2 separate regions of the Mus musculus genome follow, and region 2 is linked to region 1. The links are chromatin loops, found by intact Hi-C in ENCODE. Cell type or tissue: heart. All regions are shown on one strand. Each heading gives the region's core, and the rest is flanking DNA. Links, peaks and the distances in the headings are about the cores only. Region 1 holds the start of Tyms (thymidylate synthase). Region 2 has its middle 89 kb from the start of Gm5129.

The links. Peaks named below come from ENCODE experiments on the same cell type or tissue, not always from the same donor. Only the 100,000 strongest peaks of a DNase experiment are listed, where the experiment ranks them.
Region 2: a loop joins it to region 1, with 2.4 times the contacts of the local background. A loop is called at or near these places in 7 of 42 quality-filtered maps.

What each region holds. Positions count from the first base shown.
Region 1 is chr5:30,071,983-30,074,899 of GRCm38, reverse strand. Tyms (thymidylate synthase) reads left to right here and starts at 1,275. Exons shown (of 7, transcript NM_021288.4): 1 at 1,275-1,539. The coding sequence starts at 1,353. In heart, for the core only: a CTCF peak has its summit at 1,214; a DNase peak (open chromatin) is centred at 1,269; H3K4me3 peaks cover 1,687 bases; H3K27ac peaks cover 1,548 bases.
Region 2 is chr5:29,823,736-29,826,652 of GRCm38, reverse strand. No RefSeq gene overlaps it. Among named protein-coding and RNA genes, the nearest start is that of Gm5129, 89 kb to the right of the region's middle. In heart, for the core only: a CTCF peak has its summit at 1,657; no DNase peak of the experiment used is centred there.

The DNA of each region.
Region 1 (2,917 bases), core at 95-2,594:
TGGTCCCTCCTCCAAAATTGACCACATAATTGGTCACAAAACAGGCCTCAACAGATACAAAAATATTGAAATTATCCCATGCATCCTATCAGATCACCACAGACTAAGGCTGATCTTCAATAACAGCATAAATTACAGAAAGCCAAAGTTCACGTGGAAACTGAACAACACTCTACTCAATGATATCTTGGTTAAGGAAGAAATAAAGAAATTAAAGACTTTTTAGAGTTTAAAGAAAATGAAGCCACAACATACCCAAACATACGAGAACAATGAAAGCACTCCTAAGAGGAAAACTCAGCTCTGAGTTCCTCAAAAAGAAACTAGAGAGAGCACACACTAGCAGCCTGACAGCACACCTATAAGTTCTAGAACTAAAGGAAGCAAATTCACCCAAGAGAAGTAGATAGCAGGAAATAATCAAATTTAGGGTGGAAATCAACCAAGTGGAAACAAAAAGAACTATTCAAAGAATCAATCAAACCAGGTGCTGGTTCTTTGAGAAAATCAACAAGATAGATAAACCCTTAGCCAGGCTAACTAGAGGGCAAAGGAACAACATCCTAATTAACAAAATCTGAAATGAAAAAGGAGACATAACAACAGAACCAGCGGAAATCCAAAACATCACCAGATTGTATTACAAAAAGCTATAGTCAACACAACTGGAAAACATGGATGAAATGGACAATTTCCTAGACGGATACCAGGTTCCAAAGTTAAATCAGGATCAGATTAATGATCTTAACAGTCCCATTTCCCCTAAAAAAGTAGAAGCAGTCACTAATAGTCTCCCAAACAAAAAAAGCCCAGGACTTAGCACAGAGTTCTATCAGGCCTTCAAAAAGACTTAATTCCAATTCTCAAACTATCCCACAAAACAGAAACAGAAGGTCCTCTACCCAATTCATTCTATGAAGCCAAAATTACTGTGGTTCCCAAACTACATAAAGATCCAAGTACAAGTATCGTATAAGCCAAAGGCTCTTTTTGAGACTGGGTCTCAAGTACCTAGGCTGGCCTTGAACTTGCTATGAAGTGAAGGCTTGCCTTAAACTCCAGATCCTCTAGCCGACTCAATCTCCCAGGAGCTGGGATTTAATGGCATGCATCCCCACACCCTGATCCTATAGGCTCTTAATGCCATAATAGGGTAAATACAGATTTGAGAAAGTGGGCAGGTGTTTGCCTTGCAAGCTGTAACCACTTCTGTCACGTGGGGGCGGGGTCTGCCACGGATTCTGGCGGCCGGAAGTTTCCCAGCAGGAAGAGGCGGGCTGGTGTTGGAGGAAAAGAGCGCCAGGAAGGTCCTGGTTTTGTCGCTGACTACACTGCTGCCAGACTGCTCCGTTATGCTGGTGGTTGGCTCCGAGCTGCAGTCCGATGCTCAGCAGCTGAGCGCGGAAGCCCCACGGCATGGAGAACTCCAGTACCTGAGGCAGGTGGAGCACATTTTGCGCTGCGGCTTCAAGAAGGAGGACCGCACGGGCACTGGCACCCTGTCGGTGTTCGGCATGCAGGCACGATACAGCCTGAGAGGTAACTGGGGCTGGTCTGCATTAGCGGGAGGACGTCCGGCAGGCAAGCTGGGCACGCGGAGACGCCGGGCGAGCGTTCTTGGATAGCCCTAACCCGGGCTCTGAGGTTCTAGGAGTCCTAAACTTCCCGTGCGCGACCCAGGTGACAACTACTTCAAGTAAACCAGGTTCTGAAGGTCTGCCTTTGACCTTAGTCCCTGTTAAACCTTTTCTCCCGAATCCAGTTTCAACCAGTTGTGCGGCCCAGAGGGAGGGAGTGGGAAGAAACCTGCGGGAGCTTGTCCAAATCCTGCTCTGAGGTCTTGACTTTGCTCCTCTTCTTCCTCCCCTTATCTCCTGCTCCCCTTTGCTGCTGCTTTTAAAATTGGAGCGAAAATGGCTTGGGCGGTGCTACGGCTGCGCGGGAAAGGGGGAGACCCGGGCCTTAGGCGGGAACTGTGGGGTTTTTCCTTCCAACAGCCTTGGCTTTTATATTTTATTTTATTTTATTTTATTTTATTTTATTTTTGGTTTTTCGAGACACAGTTTCTCTGTGTAGCCCTGGCTGTCCTGGAACTCACTTTGTAGACCAGGCTGGCCTCGAACTCAGAAATCCGCCTGCCTCTGCCTCCCAAGTGCTGCAGCCTTGGCTTTTAAAGAGTAACAAGAGGCTGTTGAGGAGCAAAGGATGGAATCAACCACAGGGCCTGGAAGGGCACAGAACCTCCTAGGTGTTGGCTGAGGATGGGGGTGCTAATGGTGGCATTCAGGAAACATGAAGAGCAACCTGACACTGGAGTAGAGAGTAGCTTTGAGTGGGGATATGGCCGCTCTTAGGACATTTGCTTAGTCTCAAACATTTTCTGGAGCTGTAAACTACAGCTTCTACTGCACAGATTGGTCCAGCCTAAAGGACCTCCCAAGAATTGTGGACCCTGATGAACCACAGACCTTTTAATTCACGTCCTCTGCTTAGACTGTGGACAGGTTTTTTTTTTTTTTTTTTTTTTTTTTTAAAGTATAGTTGTGTTTTGTTTTTGTCCTTTACCTCTCTAGTGTTCATTCAGCTTTTCGATGATGTTAAAGCTGGAAGTAGTGCTCTGGTTGCAAAACCTTCACTCAGACTACACCACTAACCTGAGCATTTTCACTTTGCCTTGTGGGTTGCCTCACCTGCACCACCCCTTTGCCTCTTAAGCTGTGGACACTTGTGCATTTCCTTTGGGTACCTGCGAAGTGGAGGTCACAAAGTTCCCTGATAGCCATTCCGAGGAGTAAACAATTCTGTTTCCATATACTAGGTCAGTTTGCTTTCCAAATATTTGAAAACTGTTCAGTTTTTACATGATTGATATCACCTCTATGCCCATGGCATAGTGGACTTGGGGCGAGGTGCTTTT
Region 2 (2,917 bases), core at 203-2,702, 250 kb after region 1:
TTTCTGTAAGTTCAAGACCAGCCTGAGCTATTTGTATTAGTCAGAGTTTTTTTAGAGCAGCAATTTTCAGTCTTCCTAACACTTTGACCCTGCAATACATCTTCATGTTGTAGTAACCCCCAGACATAAAATTATTTTGTTGCTACTTCATAACTGTAATTTTGCTGTTAAGACTCATAATGCAAATATCTGATATGCAGGATATCTGATATATGACCCTTTTAGGGTTTGTGACCCATAGGTTGAGAGCCACTACTCTAGAAGAACAGAATCTATAGACTGTGTGTATACGTAAATTCCATATATACATAAGTACACATATATATGATTTATAAGAATATACATATATACATTATATATATGTATGTATATATGATTTATTAGAATGGCTAACAGGCTGTGGTCCAGGTAGTTCAATAATGGTTATCCCCAAAAGAAAGTCCAAAAATACAGTAGTTGTTCAGTCCATAAGACTGGATGCCTCAGCTGGTCTTCAGTACACAGAAGAACACATAGGCTCTAAGGCCAATAAAGGAATTGTCTTGCAAAACAAAAAGCAAGCAGGCAAAGAGCAAAAGCATTCTTCTTCCATGGCCTTTATGTAGACTGTCATCAGAAGCTATGGCTCAGGTTAAATGTGGATCTTCCCGCTTCCAAAGATCTGGATTAAAGTTGTATCTTCCTATCTCAAAAGATTTGGATTAAAAGTGAGTCTTCTTACTTCAAATGATTTCATTTTAAAATAATCCCTCATAGAGGTACCCAGCTGCTTGGTTTTTGGGTTTTGGGTTTTTTGTTTGTTTGTTGTTTTTTGGGGTTTGTTGTTGTTGTTGTTGTTGTTAACTCTAGATGTCCTCAAGGCTCCGGCCAAGACTAGCCATCACAGCTATATAATGAGACCCAGGCACAAAACCCAAACAAACAAAACAGGTGAAATTAATTTAAAATGTTGTGTTTAATTCAATAGATCAATATGAAACCAATGTAAGAGTGGCTAATGGGGCACTTTATACCCTTTCTCTCCATATGAATCTTTGAATACTGTCCCCTGTTTCAGCTCAGACTGGATGCGCCTGCAGTTTGACGCCTAGCTTCCTGAGAGTGGTGTCTATGAACTGACAATGTGGCTCATCTGCATTTGCAGCCCTAGAGGAGACCAAACCTGCAACCTATCACTTAGTCAAAAGCATCCAACATATCTATGTTTATCAAAACAAGATTCGGGCTTCCGAGTCCATTGGAGACCCTGGTTAAAAATAGAATGACTGCCTTCAAACCACAGATGGGTCTCATTAAAATGTGCCAGAGGAGAGGATAGAGCAGTTGCAAGAAGCACCTTGAGCAATTTTCTGCGTCTTTGACAAATTCCAGAGAGGAATGTTCCGAATCACGGGATGGAGGGGTGACACCCCACACAGTACTGTCCGACCCAAAGCCACAGCGTCTAGCTGCTTTCTCTGTACTCACAGTTGTGGCCTGATTTACACAGGTATGTATTATTCACAAGCAAGTATTTTGACTGCCAGGCTTAGATTATCACCCAGTTTATAGAATAAACAGTTCAGGATGCTTCTTCAGCTTGCTTGTTTGCTTGGGTGGGTTTTTTAATTTACAGCAGACTTGTATGTAGATATTTGTATACAGGTGCTGCTACCTAGCGGTGGAAGAAATTACTGATACCTGTGGATAGGACTATAAACTCCCTGCCTGCAGAGCTTAAAGGCCAGTCGATGAAGCAGCTGATGACATTTTAAGCAGAGGTTCTCCATGTGTAGTTCCCAGACCAGCATCACTCTCCATATGTGGTTTGCGGAGCAGCATCAATAGCACCCCTTGGAACCTGTTAGAAATGTGAATTCTTGAGTCCTAGCCCAAAATCACACTGATGTGTCAACAAACCCTCCTCCCTAGTCTAACGCAAGATAGAAGTCAAGAATCACAGCAACAACATGAAATAATAGCTCTTGGTCCTCTTTGAGGGACATATCCTGTAACCATCATAGACAATTGAGTATGTGTGCAGATGCTCATACCCAGGTTACAGAGAAGGATGTTAGATGGCCTGCTCTATCATTCTCTACCATACTCCTTAGAGACAGAGTCCCTTACTGAACCTGGAACTAGGCTGGCAACCAGAACTCCCATGCTGGTGTTACAGATGCGTGTGAGCATACCATACCCAGCTTTCTTTTTGTTTTGTTTTGGTTGGTTGGTTGGTTGGTGGTTTGGTTGGTTTGGTTGGTTTGGTTAGGTTTAATTTTGTTTTTGAAACAGGGTTTCTCTGAATAGCCTTGGCTGTCCTAGAACTAGCTCTGTAGGCCAGGCTAGCCTCAAACTCACAGCATTCCACCTGCCTCTATCTCCCAAGTCTTAGGATTAAACGTGGGTTGGAATTCAGGTTCTCATGGCTGCTTAGAAAGCACTCTACCATCTCTGCAGCCCCTAGTAATCATCTTGTGAATCATGTACCCCAGTCTCACTCATCTCCATGTCCCTTCAGATCTGTCCTCTGCCCTTGCAAGCTCCCCACCCAGCCCATGGGGTGTGGGTGGGGCAACTCATTGTCAAAGCTGCGGTATGTCACACAGTATATACCCTTTTGCCCAAACAGTTTTACTTGCAAATGTTCATTATAATTGGTTATTTGTCTGGATCAAGAATATCTCTTGAAACAAAATTTCAAGAGCATACATAGCTAGACTTTGGCGACCACACAAAGCTGGCCAGTGTTCCTAGTCCTGACCTTGCCATGAGCCTGGTCACAATGGATGTGGGGAAGGATATGGGTACCAGCAAAGAGGAGAATGTCTTTCTGCTATCTGGTGTGAGATTGGCTCTGGTCTGAGAGTCAGGTCATGCTTTGATGTGCTGGGATTTAAGAACCGTTATGAGCCTAACTCATAGTGTTTTTTCCAGA